3 separate regions of the Mus musculus genome follow, and all the other regions are linked to region 1. Evidence: chromatin loops called from intact Hi-C (ENCODE). Cell type or tissue: heart. All regions are shown on one strand. Region 1 has its middle 17 kb from the start of Arhgap11a. Region 2 holds the start of C130080G10Rik (RIKEN cDNA C130080G10 gene). Region 3 holds the start of Aqr (aquarius).

Region 1 (8,000 bases):
CTGAATCAAAACTACTTTATGAGCCTCAAAAGTCATTTACATGTGTGGATATGGCTGTGTACATTTTCATATGCACCTATAAGACAATTCTATTCTTTGTGTGTAAAGTGTGTGTGTGTGTGTGTGTGTATGTGTGTGTATACATATGAAAAGTATGCATACACAGAATATATGGAGACCAGAGAAGGAATCAGGTGCCCTCCTCCATTGCTCTCTGCCTTATTCCCTTAAGACAGTATCTCTTGCCCCAGATTGAACCTGAATCCCAGTGTTTGGGCCTGGTTGGCTGGCACATAGTTTCATTGGATCCTCCTGTCTCCACTCCACCAATGTTAGAATTATAAGAACAAACGGCCATGCCTGACTTTTATGTGGGTGTGCCGACTCATACTCAGAGCCTCATAGTTACATAGTAAGTATCCTACCCCCTGAGCCTCTCTATCACCCCTCCCCAGCTCAAGTTCAAGAGATGCCAATTATGTCCTATAGACACAGAAAGGCCCAGGCTCTGTCCTCATTCTCTCCTCCCACTGTGTGAGTGATACCATCCCCTCCTGGGGCTTATTTGTCAGTAGTGATTTCCAAAGCTCTGCATAGGATGTGTGATAGAATGTGACACAGACATGAAAGAGTATGGCAGAGGACATGGCGGTGCTGGTCTGAAATGGCGTAAAGATCTAAGAAGAAGAACTCCCAAGTCTCAATTGTTCTTACAAATTGAACAACAAGAGATGTTAATCCATGATTAGCTTCAAAAGGCATTGCTGGGCTGCACTTAGGATGACTAAGAATTTTAAGAGTGAACTGGAGGTGATGGCATCAACTGATATGAAAAAAAAAAAAACAGGAAGAAGAACAAGCAGGCTGCTGAGGGGTAGACACCAAGACGCTGAGGAGGAGATCAAGGAGCATGGAGAAAACCTATATATCAAGCCAAGGGAACTGTTCATGGAGACACAGTAAGTAAGGTGGACTTGGAGCACCCCAGTAAGATCTGAACCAGGGCAATACAGAGCTGAACGCACTGTGATAAGAAAGGAAAGCCATACTGGTGAATGGCATCATTCAGGGTGAGCACGCAGGGTGGGAGGGGAATGGAGACAAAACCCCAGGGAATCGGAGTCCTTACAGCATGAGTGACATAGGAAACAACTAGGAGACATCCAAGAGGGAGGCACTGTCAGCTAGCCAGGGCAGTGCAATAAAGGCTGAAAACCAGCCAGCCAGCTTGTCTCCCACATTGCTGTCTCCTCAGCAAGAACATTTACAGTGTACTAATGACCATGAGACCCAGACTACAGTGACCCAGGGACAGCGAGGACCAGAACGCCATGGCTAAGGGACACTCTTGCAAGGATTATGTATGAATCCAGTGGGTGGAATAGGGTAGATTAAGAACTTAAGAAAGGTTTTCTCTTGTATTTCTTTTTTGCTGTTCTTTGGTTGGTTGCTTTTCTGAGATGAGTACTTTTTTTTTTTTTTTTTTTTTAGGATAAGAAAAGAACCAATTGAGAAGAAAAAAATTGGAATGGAAAAAAATAGATGAAAAATTGAAATAAGATCCTGAAATGAAAAATGGATGGGCTTATCTGTGCACCTGGAAACATCTCTGTAAAAAGAGGGTGCCTCCTTCAGGGGAAAGAGCTGAGGATAAGTGTTTTGAGCATACACCTCTATACACACATGGAATCATTTCTCTTTGCACTTTACAGCAAGTTCCTTAATTCTCAGGAAGAAGAGGAAAAATAGATTTAGATTTATCCCCACTACTAAAATAACAATAGACATGCAAAACTTATTGCCCGTTTTTCTAATTTGCTCTCTGTTTCTGTGATAAAAACACGTCCCAAAAGCAGTTTGGGAGAGAACAGGGTTTATCTGGCTTACAAGCTACCTGCCCATCCAGTGGGGAAGCCAAAGTAGGAACTCAAGGCAGGAACCTGGAGGCAGAAGTTAGAGCAATACCAAGAGGAAGGCTGCTTGGTGACTTGCTTCTGGTTCATATTCAGCTCTCTTTCTTGCACAACCTAGGTCCAAACTCCTAAGGGTGGAGCTTCCTACAGTGGCTGGGTCTCTTACATTAATCAGCAATCAGAAAATGTCTCACAGACTTTCTCACTGGCCAGTTATTGGAAGCAGTTCTTCCACAGGGTCTTCTTTTTCCCAGATGTGTCACATTGACAACAAACCCAGACCCCTATATATCCATTCTTTTATTGTTATGTGAATGCCATCAAATCATATGTAAAAATTATCTCCCATTTAAGCAAACCAAAAGAAATAGAAGAACTCTCCTAGGCATTACTAATAGGATTCACCATCAAAACAGAATCTGGGTCCATTGATGGCTGGGCTAACAAACCACTCATCAGTCTCTAGTAAAATCTACCACAGTCGCCTCACTGGAAGTAACTAATGCAACTCCATATTTTGCTTTCTCTTTCTCCCTTCTATAAGTTTGGCCATTTTTATAATAGAATGATATATCCCATAATACAAAATATGTATTTAGCTCCATGATATTTATCTCAGTGAATGTATGAATGTATCAAGTTATTTGTCCCATAATACAAAAGTGGTGCCTATGCCCATTCCAGAAGACAAGCTCAGGAAACTTTAAAAGTCACTACAATGATGCTATGGCGAAACTGTCTCATCTGCTACAGGCCACATCATGTTCTACTGCTAGAGAAAAGAGGATAGAATCTGCTTTAGAACATTAGAGTCAAGACCATAAAAGAGTCCCTAGGGATCTAGGCTGCTAAAGCACCCCTGAAACCCAGGCACTCATGAGACTGGAGGATCATGAACCCAAGAGTTCTTGGGTTACTTAGAGAATTGAGAAATGACTTGGAAAAAGTTTACACCATTATTCATTCTCCTCTTCTTCTATAACTTCTGATGCAAGTCACTATCCTTTTAACCTGAACAGCTTTTGCTTGCCATCACAAGTGGAATTATTAATCAAATTTAGTGCACTCCCATGGATCTTCTGGCTAAGTAAATAAGTATAGAGTCGAGAGCTTTGAGCCTACTCATGAACTAAAATTACCTGAAACCAAAATTATTTTATGTTCCCTTACTCCCCTCTGCTGGTGATGTCTAGTATAGTTCTTAGTTACTGTAAAATTAAATTGATATGTGCATTAATTTTGCTTTAAAATTATTTTTTAAATGTACCATTTTAGTTTAAAATTCATAAAACTATTAATTAGAAGAGGTCATTGGTCGATCTTTAGGTATCTTTTCAGTACACCCTGCCCCAACAATATGAGATACATGCTCAAAAGAATGGAGCTTGGTACAATGTGAAGTGTATTTGGACACAAAATAATAATTATAAAATTAATTTATTTACAAGTTAAAATAGCTCACTTTCTTGGCTATTCACAATACAAACCATTCTTACATTTGCTCCCTCTTATAACAATGCCATGTGATAGGTATCCACACCATGAAATCCATAACTTATTCTCCTAAGAAGCAGTTGGAATCATGTGGGCAGCTTCAAATGATTCTAAAGTGAATTTCCGTATCTTTTGACATTGTCATTTCTTTCCACAAGGCTTTTCCTCTTTTCTCCATGATGACATCAATCTCCTCCTTTGAAAAAAATAAAGCAGTTGGGACATTTAAGCATCTCACCTCTCAGGACAATATGAAGAAAGTGATCCTAAAACTAACCAGCCTATTACGGGAAATTGGACTTTACTGAGGGATACTTTTCCTCAGGGAGATTTCCTATAGTCAGGCAAGGTGACTTAGCAACCAAGGTTAGTATGTCCTCACAGGAATAACTGGAACTTTACCAATAAGAATTCTGTATTAGTTGAGCAGTGGTGGCACACGCCTTTAATCGCAGCACTTGGGAGACAGAGGCAGGCAGATTTCTAAGTTTGAGACCAGCCTGGTCTAAAGAGTGAGTTCCAGAACAGCCAGGGCTATACAGAGAAACTCTGTCTCGGAAAAAAAAGAGAACTGTGTATTAGACTGAACACAGACGTAAGGTTTAATGTGTTGGGATGTACAGTTTTATTCTCCAAGTTTTAGCTTTCTTGTCTGTAAGTGGGGATAACAGCCTCTTCCTAGGTGTGCAGTGAGGACTAACAACTGACATGCTGTGTTGAACATATGCTGCTCCTTACCTCCTAGTGCCTTGGTGGAACTTCTTAGATGGTTACAGAATTTAAATTTTGCCAGAGACTAGACAAAAACATCACAGACTTTTGCAGTTTTGAGGCTATGCAGAAGAACAACTCTTTCTAGAGACTGTTCCCTAGAAATATTTCCAAGTCATGCCCCCTTCCTGTTTTATACCGATGTGCCTAAGGATACAGAGCCTTTTCTGGTGGAAGTACAGATGGGAGATGGCCACTCAGCCTCTTCATGTATTTCTACTTACTTTCTTCCTGAGTTGTAAAGCTGCTATCTGTAGTTAATAGTCACTTCTGCTTGTCATCTCTGCTGCATGGTCAGTGAACACTAGCTCATGAATTTGAGTCAGTTAATGTCATAAAATCATGCAGCTGGTGGCTGGTATCCCTTAAAAATAGCCCCGTCTTAACCATTGGGCCAGAATGAAGACATCTCAACATTGGTCCCATTAGAGCTTTTTTTCTTTCCTTGAATTTTCAGGAAAGTTTGTAAAACAAGAATAATGTGTCTGCTGCATAATCACAGGACCTGAGTTTGGACCCTCTTCCCTGTTGCTAAGCACTTGGAGGTGAAGTTCAGCAGCATCCAAGCAGCAGAAGAGATGGTCATTCAAGAAAGATGCTGAGAAGAGTCAACAGGGGGCAACACATGTGAAGGAGGCCTTTTCCTTCCTTTCAGCATCTCATACAACTTCAAAAATATGTCATAAAAATATTTAACATCGATTGAGGCATTTGATATACCAGACAAAATGTTGGGACTACAACATGAGTTGCATTGAGGAGGAGAGGGGGAGAGGGGGAAAGAGGGAGAGGGAGAGGGAGAGGGAGAGGGAGAGGGAGAGGGAGAGGGAGAGGGAGAGGGAGAGGGAGAGGGAAACCCTCCTAATAACTTAGTGATGTAGATTGTCTTGCCTATAAGGATTTTTTTTTCCCAAGACAGGGTTGCGTCTGTAGCCCTGGCTGTCCTAGAACTCATTCTGTAGCCCAGGCTAGGCTCAAATTCAGTGATGTCCCTGCCAGTCACCCAAGTACCTAAAGGCATGTGACACAATGCCCATCTTACTTACTTTAAGAATCACAGGTGCTAGGTGATGGTGGCACACACCTTTAATCCTGGTATTTCAGAGGCAGAGGCAGGCAGATCTCTTTGAGTTCAAGGCCAACCTGTCTATGGTTTGAGTTCTAGGACAGTCAGGGCTAAATAGAGAAACCCTGTCTTGAAACACCAAAAGAAAAAAAAAAAGTTACAGAAGTTATAAATCACCCATGACTAAGTGGTAGAGCTGGAATTTTAGCCCCAGTTGTTTGACAACACTCTCCAAGGTCATCAAAATATCCTGTTCTGATTTCCTAATTCTAAGAGTATAAGCAACAGAGGTCCGTGTTGCTGACTTTTGAGCCCATCATTGTGTTCATAGTCTGTACTGCTGCAGTCAATGACCTGCTCATTCCTGGGCGATTTAGACTCCTCTACCAAGTAGCACTGGATGGGGACCTTCCCAGCAGCTCGTCCAGTTTTTCTTAGCAGCATGCTGTAATTTGAGGTTCTGTTCTCCTTTCACGGGGGTCTTGGTCTAAAGGTTCCCTCTGATGGCCCCTGCTATCTTCCCTTTCTACTTTAAAGTGCTTCCCTCTAATAGCTCTCTTGTACATCTGTTTGTCTTAGCATCTGCTTCTTGGAAAGCCCAAAGAACACATCATCCATGCTGTGTTTCGGAGATTAGTTTAAAACTCTAGACTACTTATGCAAGGGCTAAGTGGAAACTGCTAGGGAGGCTTTGGATCAGAGTCCTGGTTTCATTTCTATTTCTGAGATAATACACTGACAAAAAGCAACTCAGGGTAGGAAGGGTTTATTTGGGTTTGCAACGCTAGGTTACGGTCCATCACTTGAGGAAAGTCAGAGGGAAAGAAGCTGGTCACATCATATCTACTGTCCCAACTGAAGAGAAATGAATGCATGCTTACTTAGTGCTCATACACTGCCCAGGGCCCCAAATCCAGGAATGGTGTCTTCCTACATTAATTATAGCAATCAAGACAATCTCTCATGGGTAGATCCACAGGCAAATCAAATCTAGGTAACCTGTCACTAAGTTAATGACTCATTGAGATTCTCTTTCTTGGTAATTCTAGATTGTGTCAAATCTGTAAACTAGCCACCACACAAACAATATTTTTAAAAGGGTGTGTGTGTGTGTGTGTGTGTGTGTGTGTGTGTGTGTGAGAGAGAGAGAGAGAGAGAGAGAGAGAGAGAGAGAGAGAGAGTAGGTGCCTGTGGAATCCAGAGACATTAGATCTTTCTGGAGCTAGAATTATAGGTGGTTATGAGCTGTGAGATGTTGGCACTAGGAAACAAACTAGGGTTCTTTGCAAGGGGTTTGAATGAGAATGTGCCCCACAGGCTCACATGTTTGAATATTTGGTCCCCAGTTGGTAGAACTATTTGAGAAGAATTAGGAAGTGTGGCCTTATTCAAGGAGATGTATAGCTGGGGGAAACTTTTGTGTTTTCAAAAGCCAGCCAGTATCATTCCCAGTTAGTTTTCTGTCTTCCTCCTAGCTGTGGATCAAGATATAAGCTCTCAAATGCTCCTTCTGCCATGCCTTTGCTCTACAATCATGAACTCTAACCTTCTGAAAATGTACTCTCCAGTTAAACACTTTCTTTTATACATTGTCTTAGACATGGTGTATTATCACAACAATAGAAAAGTAATTAAGTCAAGCTGTATACACTCCTAACTGCTGAGCTAGCTCTCCAGCCTCAAACATTCTACTTTAAGTCATAACCTTCTGACATTGTCTCCAAAATCTCATATTTTGTTTTTATATAGAATTTTAAAAATTATTTTTAATATTATTTTTATTTTATGTGTATGATAGCACTGTCTGCATAAATGCCTGCAGGCCATAAGAGGTCATAAGATTCCATTATACATGGTTGTGAGATGCCATGTGGTTGTTGGGAATTGAACTCAGGATCTCTGGAAGAACAGCCAGTGCTCTTAACTACTGAGACATCTCTGCAGCTCCCCTTATTTTTTAAAATAATATAAAATACAATTCAGCCAGGCAGTGGTGGCGCATGCCTTTAATCCTAGCACTTGGGAGGCAGAGACAGGTGGATTTCTGAGTTCGAGGCCACCCTGGCCTACAGAGTGAGTTCCAAGACAGCCAGGGCTACACAGAGAAACCCTGTCTCAAACAAACAAACAAACAAACAAACAAACAAACAAAACCAATTCAATTTTAAAAGCCTGAGGGCCATAACTCCAATACTTTAAAAATCCAAACTTTCTTAACGATGATACCATATAAAATAAAGAACAAGTTTATACTTTCAAAATATAATTACACAGAACAAACATTTTTATCCAAAAATGTAAAAACAAAGGTATAGCAAGTAACCAATCATACCAAAGAAAGACATGCCCATCATCTGGAGCTCACAGTGTAATTTTCCTGGCTCCAAAGGGCTAAGTAGTCTACCCTTCCCTGTCATCTGCTGCACACACAACTTCTCTCTCAGGTTTAGACTATTGTACCACATACCTCCACCTCTCTTGGTAGACATCCCATGGTCCTGTCAACTATAGATCCTGGAATCTGCCCTGCAACTGAAACCTTACCTTCACAGCCCCATTAAATGTCTTCTCAGGGGCTTCTGCAGAGGGCCTCTAATCCTGTCACATGGTACCAATCTCACCCACTCTCCATAACCTCTTGTTTTCTCATGCTGTCAAAACAGAACCACATGGATGGTATGGACATCTCTAGGTTCTGTTAGGAGCTGAACATATAGCCAACCCAAATTGGACCGAAGTTGTGTCTTCCTTTGTGT
Region 2 (8,000 bases), 190 kb before region 1:
CAAATTCACCACCTTTCTGTTTCTCTTCAGAAAACAGAAGGGCACTTGATGAATAATAATAAAATATAATAAGATAAAACAAAAACTAACACATCAGAATAGGGCAAACGAAACAAACAAAAGAGAGGGAGTCAAAGAAAAGGCAAAAGAAACAGATGTAGACACAGAGACCCAATTGCTGGCACAATCAGGAATCCCATGAAAACAAACCTAGAGCCATAACATATAAGTAAAAGTCCTGTGCCCTAACTATACACGTGCCTTTGATCTCAGCACCGGGGAGACAGAACCACGCAGATCTCAGTGTGTTGGGGCCAGTCTGTCGTACATAGTGAGCTTCAGGGTAGCAAGAACTACATGTCCTGAAACAAACAAACAAACAACATTAATAAAACATAATACATATGCAAAGAACGTATACAGCTCAAGAGAGAGAGAGAGAAAGAGAGAGAGAGAGAGAGAGAGAGAGAAAATAACAATAAATGTTGCTTAAATTCTTAACCCAGAGTTTACTGATCAAAAAATACTGATCACTAAATAGCTAGAAGATATATTTTCCCCTAAAAAATAGCAGCTTTGTGATCTTTCATAGGAAGACAAAGCCTTTGGAAATATACACGTATAGCTACGTTTTGTCTGTAATAATAGATCATTGTTTTCAGAGTGCCATTTTGAAAGCGTTCAACAGCTGAACTAAAACATATAAAGAAGATATGGATAGTATAATCCCAGGGCAGATGCTGCTCCTGCTGCAGCATTCTTTGGTTTCAGCTGTTAGCTAAAGATGATTTAGATGTTAATGGCAGGAGCAAGAAATGCTTTTAATGCAAATTCCTGGCACTGCGCATCTCTCTTTGAAGAACAAGTGGGCATTCTTGCAGAGGACCCTGCTAGGAGGCAGCTTGTCTTTCCTCCGTCCAGCAGCTGTAAGTAGATACAAAAGGCAAGGTCACCTGACTTTTTATGTCACACTTAGTTTATTCTAGGGACGTTACAAGACAGAGCTCTACAGTTCTCCCAGAAGTGTCATTTCCTTTGTACTTTTCAATGTTTCCTAATCCACTGCAATAAGCAAATATTTCTATAATGGGATGTAGGCTGGTTCAGATCTGCAGTTTTATACTTACCATATCAAAAGGAAAACTAAGTGTGCATGAAAATGTCACAGTAGAACCCATTGTTTTGTATAGTTGAATGTTAAAAGAGGAAAAGAAAAATATTATGGTATGTGGGCAGTGGGTCTTCTCATTAAGTAATCTGTTTTCACTGTGATAGAAGAAGGTTGAAGGTCTTTGTGACTCATCTCGGACTAGTGATGACTCATGACCTGAACAGCTTAGTTCCAAGTTCATGCATTCTCTCATCCTTATTTCTACCATCCAGTCCTTTTTTTTTTTTTTTTTTTTTTTTTGTCCCACAGAAAAGCTCTACAGTAGCTTCCAAAGGCATATGAAAATACATTAAAGTAAAAAGGGGAAGAGAAAGGAAAGTGAAGCTCAGAGATGGTTGTGTGCAATAGACCCCAACTGCTTTGGTTTGGGTTAACAGCTGGACCACATATGTTGTTTTCAAGAGCCACAGACTCAAAACAAGCTCCTTTGTTTGTTGAGTGCTATGATTCTTGGTATTAGAGTGAGATAGGAGACTAAGAGGTTTGTAGAGATCATATCCCTGAGGTGGCCATCCACAGCATCTTTTAACAGAGGGATTAGCCCATCTCTTACTCAGTATTTCAATAAACACTATCAAATCAAAAAGCAGGCCTATGTGCCATCAAGCTCAATTAGTGGGTAGGGTGCTTGTCACCAGATCTTATGACTTGACTTTGATCCCCACAATCTAGATGATGAAAGGAAGATTCTGACACCCATATATTGTCCCCAATGTCCACATTTATACCATACTTCATACATCCGCTCAATGACTAAATAGAGATTTTAATTAAAAAAATATTTTTTTTTTAAAAAAGAGAAGTTTTCTCTGGGGCATTATGAACTAACCAGTACCCCGGAGCTCTTGACTCTAGCTGCATATGTATCAAAAGATGGCCTAGTCGGCCATCAGTGGAAAGAGAGGCCCATTGGACTTGCAAACTTTATATGCCCCAGTACAGGGGAACGCCAGGACCAAAACGTGGGAGTGGGTGGGGGGGGGGGTGAGAGTATGGGGGACTTTTGGGATAGCATTGGAAATGTAAATGAGGAAAATACCTAATTAAAAAAAAAAGAGAAGTTTTCTTTTGAAAAAAAAGGAAGGAAGGAAGGAAGGAAGGAAGGAAGGAAGGAAGGAAGGAAAGAAGAAGGAAGGAGGAAGGACAAACCTGTGGAATGAGCCCTGTAGCTGGCATTCTGTTTAGCGTCTCTACAACTTAATCTGGTTGACTGTACATACACAGAAAATCTCAAATCAGATTTAGTCCTGAAGAAGTGCTCTATAAACATGTATGATTAACCTTCCTGATACCACTGCCTTGTGTTTGATGTGTGTCTGTTCTTTGACAGGGAACAGAGGAGTTTCACATCACCTAGGTGAATGGAAACGAAGTCCACAGCTCACCCACTATACATGACGTAACTGTTTCCGGTAGCAGAAACTCTGCGAAGCTTAGCTTGGGCATTGCCATGTTTGGGCTAACCAAGAAAAGTGGGCTTGCTCCAGGTAACACTTGAAAAACCAAAACCCCATAAATAGACTCACCGCTAATATGCGGAGCAAGCCAAATCTGAGCTAAGAGGGACGCGTTCCAAGAAGGATCCTAAAGAGTGAGCACTTGATGCCTGAAGGTCACACTCCTTTTAAGGACTTAAAAAGGCTCAACAGAAATCCTTCCTGGTTTCCCTGCCTTCTACCAGGGCAGAGGCCAGTGAAAAATGCATTCTTCGATTATTAAAGCTTAGTGACTCCATCAGCGCCTACCTCCCCTTCCTCCTCCTCCTCCTCCTCTTGTCTTCCTTTCTGAATCTTTTTAGATGGCGTGTTACAACTGGTCTTATCATGTCCGAAGGCAGATACTCCTTCTGGAATCTTGGAATCTGCCAAGAACAGATTCGATTTGGGGGTCAAAATACTCTCCCAACTAGGTTAATCTCTTTGGAGGTTGCACAAAAACAAGCCGTAAACCATAAATATTAGCCATTCCTGAGCACCGGGATGTGTGGGCGACTACATCTCTCTAGTCCCATCTCTTTCTTATTTAATGAAAATTGAAACTGAGCTCCAGCCAGAGGCCATGAAGATGAAAGTGTGTAAAGAGATAAAATAAAAATGTCTGAGAATGCTGCCGCCCCGCCCCCCTCCACCCCCACCACACCCTCCCTCCTCGAACCCCGCAGCCCTGCTTTGGTCTAGAGAGAGCCTCTCTCAGGCTCCTCACAGGCACATGGAATGCAGGAGGGACCGAGGGGTAGGGCAGCTTGTGGGGAGGAATTAAGTGTGGCTTGGTCTGTTTCTGGCTTCTCTGTAAATACCACGACACCTCCAAATGGAGGAACAGCTGAGATAAGTGACTGCTAATCCCCCAGTGCAGGGGAGGAGGCTGGGCCGTTCCCTTTCAGATCCCAGCAGATGGTGGGTGAAACAGGCTTCCCCCAGGCAAGGACACAGGGAACTGTCCCACCTTCTGTCCCTTTAGCTTGCTCTGCACGTCACCCTCACGGCCTATTGCGCCAGGAAGAACCTTGCTGGCTCTCCACAGCCCTGGGGACCCGCCTGGCTTTGCTATCCCACTGGGACACTCAAGGTCAGCCAAGCAGGACTCTGGCCAACAGTGGCCGTTTGGGCTACCATCCAGCAAAGCTCTGTGCCCTGGGGAAGCAGAGCCAGGCAATGTGGAAAGGAGAAACTCACCTGACCTACAGGGCGCACTAAGTTAAGTGCAGATTCAGTTCTCTTCAAGGGTGGAATCCCAGAACTTGAGCTTCTGTTAGGCAGCCCAGCGGCAGGCAGTTCTGAGAAGTCGGTTAGGAAGCAGGCTCAGTCAGGTGCCTCTCTACCATTTGTTCATCTTTGGGACTTCAGGTAGAATCCCAGATTCCTAGGACCAGGACTCTCTTCAGGGAGCAGCCACTCCAGGATCTGAAAGTCATTTTAATTACAATAAGCATGAACAAATAAAATTAAGGCTGACAGCATAACCGTGTGAATGTATTTAGCGCTTTTGAACTATGCACTTGATTATCTCAATTTCCAAATTAAATAAATCACTGAAGATTTGCATGAAATGAAAAACTGAAGATTTTTACCAACTTAATTAACTTATATTTTAAAATATATAAAATAGAACTTAGTGTCCTTAAACTGTGGAAATGAACAGCGATACAATAGTAAATACTCAATGCTTAGTGTCTTTAAAATGTGAACAATAGTAAATACTATTGTATCACCATTTATATAGTAAATACAGATATAAACATTGGTACAGTAGTAAATATTGCATACTACAAATCTTTAAGGACAAGACACAGAAACCACAGGAAATAAAAGGAAAAAAACCCCAAGCAAATATGATTATAAACTAAAAAGTATCTGCACAGCTAATGAAGCAATTCTCAGTAAAGGGATAACCTATAAAATGGGAGGAAATACTTGCAAACTCTCTCTCCCAAAGGACTAACATTCAAATATATGAGGTGCTAGAAAACTTAATGGCCAAGTTAAATAAAGCAAATAAATAAATAAATGAAACTATTTGAAATTTCGATAGATCTAAACAGACATTTCTCAGGAGAAATGTACGTAAACAGCTAATGGCCAGCAGGCATATGAACAATTAGGGAAACAGAGGCACTAACCAGGGAAATGCAAGTCAAAACCGCACTCATCATCCGATCATCCTCAGGTTGTGGTTATTATCACAAAGCCAAAAGATACTGAGGACAGGGGAGGCTGGCCCACTTTGGACGGAATGCAAATTAGTTCAGCCATTAAGGGAGTTTTGAAAACTTTAAATTATAGCTATCATATGATGTAGGACCCCCAACCACACACACACACACTCAGGGGATCTGTTTCCAATGACAATAATGTCTGTACATTAAGGAGATGTTTGCACTGCAGTGTTTATTACAGTAATACTCATATGATCTGGTAAATGCAAACAACCAGTTTGCATTTACAACACACACACACACACACACACACACAGAGAGAGAGAGAGAGAGAGAGAGAGAGATTCTGTCATTTACCATAACGTGGATGGAATCAGATCTAGATTATTAAGTTAAGGTGAAATAAACCAGACATAGAAAGACAAATTCCACATGTTCTAACTCGTGTGGACTCTGGAAAGGCTGATCTCATAGAAGCAGGTAGTTACTAGAGGCTGGAGAGACTCAGGACTCCTACAGTTAGACAACAATAAGTCCTTGTGTGTTGTTGCACAGTAGGGTAACTGTAGACGATGCATACTATATTTCAAAGTTAGAAGAAGAGCTTTGAATGCAGTTGTCATAAACCTTTGAGAAAAAGTATTCCTTTTTAGTATAAATATAACAACATGAAAATATATGTTGCTTTAAGTGTTAAAAGACTAGTTGAGGTCTGATAATAATTCTCGGCAGGTAAAAGTGAACTGTGCAAGACAGATGGCCTGAGATCAATCTCTAAGGTTCATGTGAAGGCCGAAGAGAAAACCAGATGAACCAAGTGGGTCTCTCAACTTTCTCCCATACTCTGACACCAACGCCTCCTCCCTCCAGAGACACTAATAACAATAAATATTTTTTAAAAAATTAAAATATACTCAATGGACCATAAAACATAGTTTTAAAAATGTCTCAAGGATGCGTATTACCTCCCAAAGGTGGTCTTCAGCGGACTTAGCTCTGCTTCATTAGGACTCACAGACTTGGAGTGGGTAAGCAAGCCCTCGGAACACTGCAGAGGGTCAGATCAATATCACCGGTCCCAGTTCCAGAGAACTTCGGCACACACACAGTGACAGGAATCTCTCATCAGCCTCTGTCAAACGCTTGCACGCAAGTTCAGGAACTTCAGATCCATTCTACTTTAGAAACAATTAGGCCACCTACAGTCTCAGCGCTCAGGAGGTAGAAATTGGGATGTCAGGAGTTCAAGGTCATCTTCTGTTACCCATTTTGTAGGGGGGCTTATCCTGGCCTATATGAATATATTTCAATGATGCCAAAAAAAAAAATAAATAAAACAAAAACTTAAATGATATTTCAAAAAAGGCTATCTGTGAAACTCCATTTAGATGCTTTCTGGCCCATTTCTAAATAACCCAGTGAAACCACCTCTCCCTTCCAAGGATGTTCCACGTCTCTGACTTCCACAATTACCACTGAGGATAAATCCTGTTGTGTGCTAGTTACCACTGAACTCTGCTTCATAATCAATAGAACATTGTTGAATGGAGGAATGAATGGTAGTGACCCAATTTTTCCAAACAGAAAGCTAATCCCACCTCTAAAAGTATCGAATGGTGACAGAGCAGGTTCAGTCTGTCTTGCGTCTGACTTACATTGCTTGTCTCTTTGTGGGCCAGTCCTCAGTAACTCAATAGAACTGAGTTACTATGCCACTTTTCAGGGGGGTGAAAATGGGGTCTTGATGAGTTAACTGGCCTGCCCGAGACCAAACGTGCGGAACGTAGTTAAGTGTTAGAGGTAGGATTTGAAGCCTGTCGATCATTCTGATTCTCCTTTTCTCTACGTCTGCTTCCTGTCAATGGGCATCCTCACTGTCAAATGCAGATGGTACAGCAGGGCTTGGTCTCAGCCAGGCAGGCCTCTCCCCAGTCTCCATGGCTCAGCTGTCCAGCAGTTTCATCCCTAGACCATCCCAAACATGGTTGAGAAGCTCTGAGGGGAGGACCCAGCACTGCCCGGCCCCTGAAGTATCTAATCAGCAGTCCTGCTCAGCATATCAATCCAAGCCCACTCTAGACAGAGATGCCGGTGCCCAGTTTTCTATTTTTAACTGGTGTGAACTGAAGGAAAAGCACAGCATTAGAAGTCCAAGCACTAGTCAAGAACCAAGAATACAGGGCACCCCAGGGCAAGCTAGTGACCTGTGTCCTTTTCTCTCCTGTTCCTTCCCCCTCTCTTCACTGCTATCTTTCTGTTTCATTCTGAAAAAAAAAAAAATGCAAAGTTCCTTCAAAGTGTTCTCCACGAAGGAGATGACTCCCGTTTGTAGCAATGCTTCTCACACTTTCAATGCTAATCATGGACATCTTATCTTGCCATACAGTAGATCTGACTCTGGGGCGGGGTCAGGGATACTGTATTTCTAAATCACTCAAGTTATGAAGATGCTGTTTATCTATGGTCCACGCTTCGTGTAGGAGGGTTGGTAAATTCTCTTATCCTAAGTGGCTATGAACTTCTCCACAAAAACATTTGCTTTTTAAGGTGGGTCATTACCTGGGATGAAGAACTTTATCAAAGCCTGTTTAAAAGATGCCCATCTATCTGCCAGCAAGTAACTGAGATATTTTTGGTATCAGTGCCTCCATTTATTTTAGCATCTGAAGACCCGGTGGTGGCTCATAGACTGAAATCTGATTTTGAGCAAAACTCTTACAGAGTGGATGAGAACTATTTGGCCTCTGGGCTGGACTTGGCTAGACCCTCAGACAACCCTTCTCAGCTTCTTCTCTGCCAACTCAAGACCATGTCTGCAGTGGGTCCGAGACTGGTGAATTCTGGCTTTCCCATCTAGATGAGCATAGTCCCAGCTCAGGCTAAAGGAGACCAGAAGATGCACTACCCAGGTGCCCCTTTTGCATCCAGGTACTCAAATATCCTGTCAAGCTGCTCTTTGTGCCTATGACTCTGCTCCTCTGTCTCCCAGTACTGGAAGATGAGAAGCTGCTGTCTGTCCCCTGCAGCCCCAGCCCAGCTGTCAGGACCCTTCTCCAAGGGCAGGGCGCCAAGTCTTCCGGCATTGTGTGTGTGTGTGTGTGTGTGTGTGTGTGTGTGTGTGTGTGTGTGTGTGTGTGTGACTCATTGTCCCTTAGTTTGGAAGGGCTGAAGAGC
Region 3 (8,000 bases), 310 kb before region 1:
AGCTTCCAAGCCTCGTGGTCGAATCCACTGTCTCCTGTTGTGTGAGATACGTTTCAACCCGGAGCTCCGCCATTAAAAAACCTCTTGTTGTTACATCAAGGTGTTGTGTTCTATTCGCGATTCTTGGGTGCACGCCAAATCGGGAGCTGAGTGGGGGTTTCCCCACTGAGTTCTTTCAGCCTTTCCCCCTTGATCACTAATTGAGAAAATGCCTTACAATGGATCTCATGGAGGCATTTCCTCAACTGAAGCTCCTTTCTCTGTGATAACTCCAGCTGTGTCAAGTTGACATACAAAACCAGCCAGTACAGATGGATTCTCAAAGTCGTGTTGATTTGTATTTCCCTAATGACTAAGGACGTTGAGCATTTCTTGAAGTGTGTCTTACCATTAGAGATTCCTCTGTTGAGAATTCTGTTTAGATTTGTACCCAGATTTTTAATTGGATTATTTGGTTTGTTGACATCTAGTTTCTAGGTTTCTTTATATATTTTGTATGTCAGCCCTCTTTCAGATGTGGTGTTGGTAGAAATCTTTCCCCATCTTGTCCTTTTGATGTTGTCCTTTGCCTCATAGAAGCTTTTCAGTTTCATGAGATTACATTTATTAATGGTTGATCTTAGTGCCTGAGCTGTTGGTGTTCTGTTTAGGAACTTATCTCCTATGTTATTGTATTCAAAGCTATTTCCCACTTTCTCTCCTATCAGATTTAGTGTTTCCAGTTTTATGTTAAGGTCTTTGATTCACTTGGACTTGAGTTTTGTGCAGGGTGTTAAAGATGGGTCTATTTGCATTCCTCATTCTTTTTTTCCATTGTATAGTTTTGGCTTCTTTCTCAAAAATCAAGTTCCATGGGTGTGTAGGTTTACTTCTGGTTCTGAGAAGGCTAGGCTGAGTCCATGACAGACTTCAAATTGGGATTCAAGGAGACAAATTGCCTAAAAACTGGGCAAGCCCAGGCAAGTCAAATACTAATAGAAAAAAAAAAAATCCCAGGCTCCAGTCTTTATGCCCAGGTAATGGGATGCTCCAGCCATCTGGCCTAAAGCAAGGACAATGGGTCAGCAACAATTTCCAGACTTCCTCAGTTAGTTACTTCCTCAGTAACAGTTCCCAGATCTCCCCAGCAAGTTTCCAGCCCCCACATCCCAGTAATGGAATGCCCATGGAGAGGGACCCAACAGATTAACATAGAGATTAACATCCCTAATGTGCTTTAATCAGGCCTGCAAGCTCACTTGGATGTCTCTCTGTCTTGGAAATGAGGCAGCCCCAGGATGCTGGAAGAAAACACTCTGTGTTTACATACTGTTTGATTCTTCCATGAAGCAAGGACCTTTACAGCTCCTAGGTTCAATTCAATTCCATTGATCAACCTGTCTGTTTTTATGCCAGTGCTGTGGCATTTTTACTCTTATTGCTCTGTGGCTTGAAATCGGGGATGGTGATGCCTCCGGTGTTTGCCTCCCATGTTGGCGGTGCTGGCGCAGTTCTGCTTCCTCAATGCAGCTTGTCTGGGCAGGTGTTTCAGACAGGGATCTTTGCAGCAACTTGTTTGTCTTGAGCTAGGGGAGGTGGAGGTAGGGACAGGGACTAGAGGTGGGGCTTGGGGGATGACACAATTTCACTGAGACAATTTTTAGTGTTACAGCTCTCTTTATTTGGGGGTAGTGGGGCCTATGTAGACCCTGGGGAGTGAGTAAGGGTTTTCGGGGTGAGTGCACATTACTGGCTGGGGCTGAGGTGTTGGCGATGCTTCATTTCCATAAGAGGGAATCCTTATAGGGAGAGAGGAAGTTAAACCTGTAATTTTTCCATCAGGCTATGTGACCGACTACCTCAAGGATGGTGGAGGTGCGAGTATTAGGTCTGTGTGCCCCAAGCTTGCAAGGCCAGAACAGGGCAGAGATTTGGGGTGTATACTGCCTTTATAATGTTTAGATATGCACCTGTATCCCTGATCTCTCCAAGACTTTTAACATGAGAGGGTGTTGGGTTTTGTCAAAGGCTTTTCCAGCATCTAATGATAGCTACCTCAGATCTATTTTCTATTCAATGGAACCAGTTTCCCCTTTAAAACTCAGCCTATTTCTGTATTTTTTGATGTGTGGTTTTTTACACCTTTTAACTACTTAGAATAGATTTGTGCTCTTTCTGTTCGCCAAGTGTCTTCACTGTTTGTTTCTTCCATTACATCGGTCCTGCTGGAGCTCACCCTTGGCTCTTTCCACCCTTTGATTTTGTTACTTCCAGCAGAAATCCCCACCTCCATGTTACCTACTCCAACCTCTCTGATACACCACTCAAAAGGTATCATCCCAAAATAATCCCCAACCGCTGTTTCCACACTGTCTTTACAAGGTCTTCCCTGAAGATTTAAGGACTCGGGAACTCAAGTCTCATTCCTAATTCCTAATGTCCTTCCACCATGACCTGCATTCAAGGCCTGATGGGTAGTTATGGTGAAGTATAAAAATAACGATTTCAGCATCTTAAGAGTCATCATCAAAGTCATTTGAAAGCCTGCCCTACTGTTTTATAGATGCCATAGTTGGCAATAACATGTCAGTGGTAGTTATATATTCAGAATGCTTTACATTTAAAATTGTAATCGAGCAAATTTTTATCTATATGTCTACAAACCATAAAAGATGGAGGGACGAAAGCTACAACATGTATATACTTGATGGCCAGACCTACAGCTATTTTCTTTCACAGTCCTCATTTTGGGCAGATGGGTATATATCACAAATTAAGAGAGAGAGAATGGTGTACCAGTCTACTGCCTATATTCCTCTAGAGAGGACTTACTAGAGATAACTGTTCAACCTATGTATGAGTTTGTAAATGGGATGGGTGTGCTAACCCAAGAATTATAAAATAAGTGACCAAATAAGAACCAGGCTAAAGTTTTAAACAGTTATTTCCCTAGTGAGGATAAAAGCATAAAACTCACAAGAAGTTGTGAGTTCAGCATCATGGACCATTGGAGGAACATGAATTACACCTATACTGTGATGTACCACATACGTAGTATGCCTAAAACAACTTTAAAAACTATCCATATTAAAAGTCGGTAAGGGAAAGAAGACAACACAAGTCTCAAATGTTAGCAAGGCACAACTGCTTTGGAAAGACAGACATTTCTTAAAATGGCAAACATACACCATTGAATGTGTTGCTTCAGAGGAAATGTATGTCTACATAATGACTTAGAATCGCCTGTAGAGGACTTTCTTGTAGTAGTCAGCAACTAGAAACAATCTAAACGCATATCAACATATTACTAAATTTATGGATTGTAGTATGTCTGAAAAGTTGGCTATTATTTAGCAATACAACTGAATCAGTGACTGATATGAACAACACAGATGCATCTCAAAATAATTTTGAGTGACCAAAAAAGAACATATTCTAAAATGTATGTAAAATAGTTTCTTTTTAAATTTTATTTTTACTTTTATTTCATGTGAATTGGTGTTTTGCGTGCATGTATGTCTGTGTGAGGGTGTCAGAGCCTCTGGACCTGGAGTTACAAACAATTGAGAGCTGCCATGTGGCTTCTGGGAATTGAACCCAGGTCATCTGGAAGAGCACCTGGTGCTCTTAACCGCTGATCAATCTCTCTTTTATTCCTCTGCAAATTTGCATAAAGTTTATATAAAATTCTGTAGTTAACAGTGACCCAGAGGATCCATGATAGTAGAAGACTGTGTGAGAAAAAGGGGTGATAGGTTGAAGGCAGAAGGACACATAGTAACTTTTAATGGCTTTGGGTAATCTCATTGCCATGATTCTGGTGATACAATAATAGATAGACAACTATTTCAAAGTGTATTAAGTTTTACACTTGGTTTATGTTTATTGTATGGCAATCAGTACTTCCAGGCAGTTTTTGAAGTCACACGGTGCCTCAAATTCTAAGAGTATGGGTTTTGCTTTTTACTATATTTTTCTTTAGCGTTCAAATAAAGTCGACATCCTATTCTTTCAACTCCCACCTTTATTAATCACATTCAACACATCTTTCAGCCCCCTCTCTCCCTATGACCCAATCCTACACGCTGTATGTTATCTTTCTTCCTTCCACTAGGGGGCAATAAAGAGACAGGTAAAGGCAGCCTACTTTCTAGCTCAAGCTTAACTCTTGCCTTGACTTCCGGGCCCACTAGTTCTGCTTCCGGGGAACGCCGGGACTTCTCAGGTTCCGGGAGGAACCGTGGGAGCCCAGCGTGTCTGTGCCGGGCGCTCTGGCACCTCGGGGCTGGGTCGCCGCCGCTGCTTGAAAGCTTTCGAGAGTCGCCGCTACGAGCCTCTGGTCAGCTTCAGTGGCGATCGCTGCGATGGCGGCTCCTGCGCAGCCCAAGAAAATCGTGGCCCCCACGGTGTCCCAGATCAACGCGGAGTTCGTCACTCAGGTGAGCCCCGGCGTGCCCGCTTGTGTAAGGAGGGATGCCGAGGACCTAAAGCCCGGGATTGGGATTGATTTTGATATCTTGTGTACGTGCAAGTTGCTAGTTAAACATTGGAAAAGCTGCAGTGAAAGAGGCCGCTCCTCGTTAGACCACAAAGCGTGCTTCTGAATTGTATTACTCTGACAAGACTCTGTCTACAAGTAGATCGCTCTATGGCAGTTAATTGTCATTATAACCTTTCATTTAGGAGACAACAGAGCCAATTCCGGGCCTGTAGCCTTTCACATCCTTGTTAATTCTTAGGAAATTATTGAGAGTGTAAGTGCGGGAAAATTTAAGCCCTCCCGCGCCTCTTCTGGCTCCGCAGATTTGTCAGGGCAGAAGCCTAGAAACTGTTTCCATTCGCTTAGCCCCAGCATGTCTACACAGTGTTTGTCTGTATTTCTGGACCTCTCTCGCCCAAAGATGCCTTCCCCACTAAGACTTGTTGATCTGTCATATTTCCTCTTGCCCTCCTGCAGCCTGTTCTTCAGATTGCTCCAGAGTGCTCACTGGTGCAAACCTGCTCACATTACTTGTCTTCCTACAGTGTCCCGTAAACAATTCTGATTGTCCCTGGGATAATGACTGGAATCTTTGAAAGTGCTGTGATCTGGCCTATGCTTTTACCCAAAGTGCCCTTCCTTTCTTCTTTCCTCCCTTCCTTTCTCTCTGTACCTGTCTGTCTGTCTCTCCCTCCTTTCCCCCCTAATTTTATGCTTTTATGGCTATAGCTGCGGTTACTTGAATATGCCATGGTAACTAAAAAGTGGATCCTGTTAACTTGGTTTTCTTTATTTTCATCCTTTTATACAATATTAGAGAGGCTATCCCGACTTCTTAACCGCATTAAAGCTAAATGCAGATAAGTACACAGTTTGAGAAAGAACACAAAAACAGTCCAGGCAAGTGCTGATACCTTAAAGTTTGAATGTAAAGAAAGAGCTAGAATGACAGGAACACATGAACCGAGAGGGAAAGTGCGGAGGAGAGATGGTGCCTGTCTTTCATTCCCAGCATGTGAGATGTGAAGACAGTGGGGAATGGAGTTCAAGGCTAGCCTTGTCTGTTTTGAGGCCAGCATAGGGTTCACAAGAAAGTTTTCACATTGTAGAAGGTCTCTTATAAAGTCTGCTGATTGTAAGATATTGAGCTGTAAATGAAAAGAACACACAGGTACCATCTTCTCTGTTTCACTTCAATGAGGATGAATAATCAGTGAAATGTTTATAATACAGAAATAGAAGAATATATTGAAACTGTTTACAACCTGAAAGATGGAAGCGTTAGTTGTCCGTTAGTGTTGCAGAAGCTTCTTGGAAGAAGAACACTTCAGACGTGGTTTCATTTGTCCGTTCATCTTTCTGTCTGTGTGTCTGTCTAGTGATACACCAAGCATTGAAGTCTACCAGACAGTGCAGTTACCTATTAAAAAATGTGCTCCCTAGAGTTTCTGGTTTTTTAAAAAGAGATTTTGTTTTGTTTTTAAAAATCAGTAAGAACTATTTTGTTTTTCAATTTTAATTTTTAATTATGTGTTTGGGGTGGGGTGGTATGTGCTGGTGAGTGCAGTTATCTGTGGAGGACAGAAGAGGCTGTCAGTTCCCTAGAACTGCAGTTGGAGAGAGTTGTAAGTCACTCAGGATAGTACTGAGAATACAATCAGGCCCTCTGGAAGACCAAGTACACTTAACTGCTGAGCCACTTCTTCACCCCCAGTCTATGTTTCTTAACAGTTGTATAGTCCACTTCAAATTCTGGAGAGATTATATATATATGTATTTAAATTTCTAAGCAAAGCTTGACCTGCTAAAATATACAACACCAACTTCTAATAATCAGCCTTTCTACTCCATTTCTTAATGATTTTTGTCTACTTATGTCTGGGTATAGTAGTCATTTAAAGGCTTATTTCTTTACATATCAACATTAATGAATATTTTGAAACTGTTTTTAAATATTTAGTCAACTGATGACTAACTAACCATGGGCAGCTCACTAAATCTCTTGAGCTCTGGATTTCCTTATGACTGGACCAAAAAATGTTTTACTCTGATTATAGACAAGCCAGGGGCTTGGGATGCTTGGGTGTTTTGAGCATCATGGTGGCCAGTTACCACACTAAGCATCACTGGTATTTATTGGATTGTGGCCAAGGACGATAACTAAGTGGTACGCCTGTATGGTACCTTTAAAATTGTCCAGTTAGTTCTCCAGTCCTAGCTCTGTGCTAAGAAGCAGCTTTGCATGTCTAGATGGTGCACTGTTGTGAGCCTGGAACTTAAACTTATGCTGTTCACTTTTGCAGCTAGCATGTAAATACTGGGCTCCTCATATCAAGAAGAAATCACCGTTTGATATAAAAGTAAGTAGCTTTGTTTTACAATATATTTGCAAACAGCTGCGCTCTTGGTATTGTTTTAAAGATTAATTCAACAAAAGCTTTCAGTACATTTTTTTTTTAAATCTATTCACTTTACATCCCACTTACTGCCCCTCCTTCCAGTGACCTGCTCCAAAACTCTTCCCTCTTCCCCCACTTTCTCCTTTGAGAGGGTGGAGGTTCATCTTGGGTATTTCCCACTCTTGTACATCAAGACTCTTCAGGGCTAGGTGCATCCTTTCCCACCGAGGCCAGATAAGGCAGCCCAGCTAGAAGAGCATATCCCACCTACAGGCAACAGCTTTTAAGATAGCTTCCACTCCAGTTGTTCAGGACCCACATGGAGACCAAGCTGCACATCTGCTACATAGCTTCAGGGCCCAGCCTGTGTATGCTCTGTGGTTGGTGGTTCAGTTTCTGAGAGCCTCGGGGTTCCAGGTTCTTTGACTCCCTTGGTCTTCCTGTGGAGTTCCTATCTCCTTCTGAGCCCACAATCCTTCGCCCAACTCTTCCATAAGAGTCCTCAAGCTCCATCCACTGTTTGGCTCTGGATCTCTGCATCCCACCGAGTCAGCCGCTGGGCGGAGGTTCTCAAGAGGACAGCCATGTGTAGACTCCTGTCTGGAAGTATAACAGAGTATCATTATTAGTGTTAGGGATTGGTGCTTGCCCATGGGTCTCAAGTTGGGCCGGTTATTGATTGGCTGTTTCCTCAGTCTCTGCTTTATCACCCATTCCTGCATTTCTGTAGACAGGATAAATTTTGGGTCGAAAGTTTTGTGGGTGGGTAGGTATCTTTATTGCTCCACTGTGATTCCTGCCTGGCTACAGGAGGTGGCCTCTTCAAGTTCCATATCCCTAATGCTCTGAGTCCTAGCTAACTAAGGTCACCCACATTGATTCTTTGGGAGCCTCCCTTATCCCAGGTCTCTGTCACATCCTGGAGATGCCCTTCCCCTCCCCAACCCCATCAGTTGCAGATTTTCATTCATTCTCATAGCCCTATCTGGCCATCTTTCTGTCCCTCCCCAGACCTGATCCTGAACCCCCCCCCCCCAATTCCCTATCCCCTCTCCCACTCAGTTCCCTCCCTCCATCTGCTTCCTGTGACTATTTTATTCCCATTTCTAAGTGAGATTCAATCATCCTTGCTTAGGCCTTAC

Evidence for each region. Peaks named below come from ENCODE experiments on the same cell type or tissue, not always from the same donor. Only the 100,000 strongest peaks of a DNase experiment are listed, where the experiment ranks them.
Region 2: a loop joins it to region 1, with 4 times the contacts of the local background. A loop is called at or near these places in 6 of 42 quality-filtered maps.
Region 3: a loop joins it to region 1, with 3 times the contacts of the local background. A loop is called at or near these places in 3 of 42 quality-filtered maps.

What each region holds. Positions count from the first base shown.
Region 1 is chr2:113,861,428-113,869,427 of GRCm38, reverse strand. No RefSeq gene overlaps it. Among named protein-coding and RNA genes, the nearest start is that of Arhgap11a, 17 kb to the right of the region's middle. In heart, a CTCF peak has its summit at 3,091 (motif pointing left); no DNase peak of the experiment used is centred here.
Region 2 is chr2:114,053,158-114,061,157 of GRCm38, reverse strand. It overlaps C130080G10Rik (RIKEN cDNA C130080G10 gene), which reads right to left and starts at 6,762. Exons shown (of 3, transcript NR_028422.1): 1 at 5,792-6,762; 2 at 3,847-4,074; 3 at 1-362. Gm46757 (a long non-coding RNA gene) reads left to right here and starts at 863. Exons shown (of 2, transcript XR_001783436.2): 1 at 863-926; 2 at 2,502-2,905. In heart, no CTCF peak of the experiment used is centred here; DNase peaks (open chromatin) are centred at 3,747 and 6,867; H3K4me3 peaks cover 4,938 bases; H3K27ac peaks cover 5,726 bases.
Region 3 is chr2:114,171,510-114,179,509 of GRCm38, reverse strand. Aqr (aquarius) reads left to right here and starts at 4,171. Exons shown (of 35, transcript NM_009702.3): 1 at 4,171-4,418; 2 at 6,763-6,819. The coding sequence starts at 4,344. In heart, a CTCF peak has its summit at 4,090 (motif pointing right); a DNase peak (open chromatin) is centred at 4,199; H3K4me3 peaks cover 1,683 bases; H3K27ac peaks cover 1,171 bases.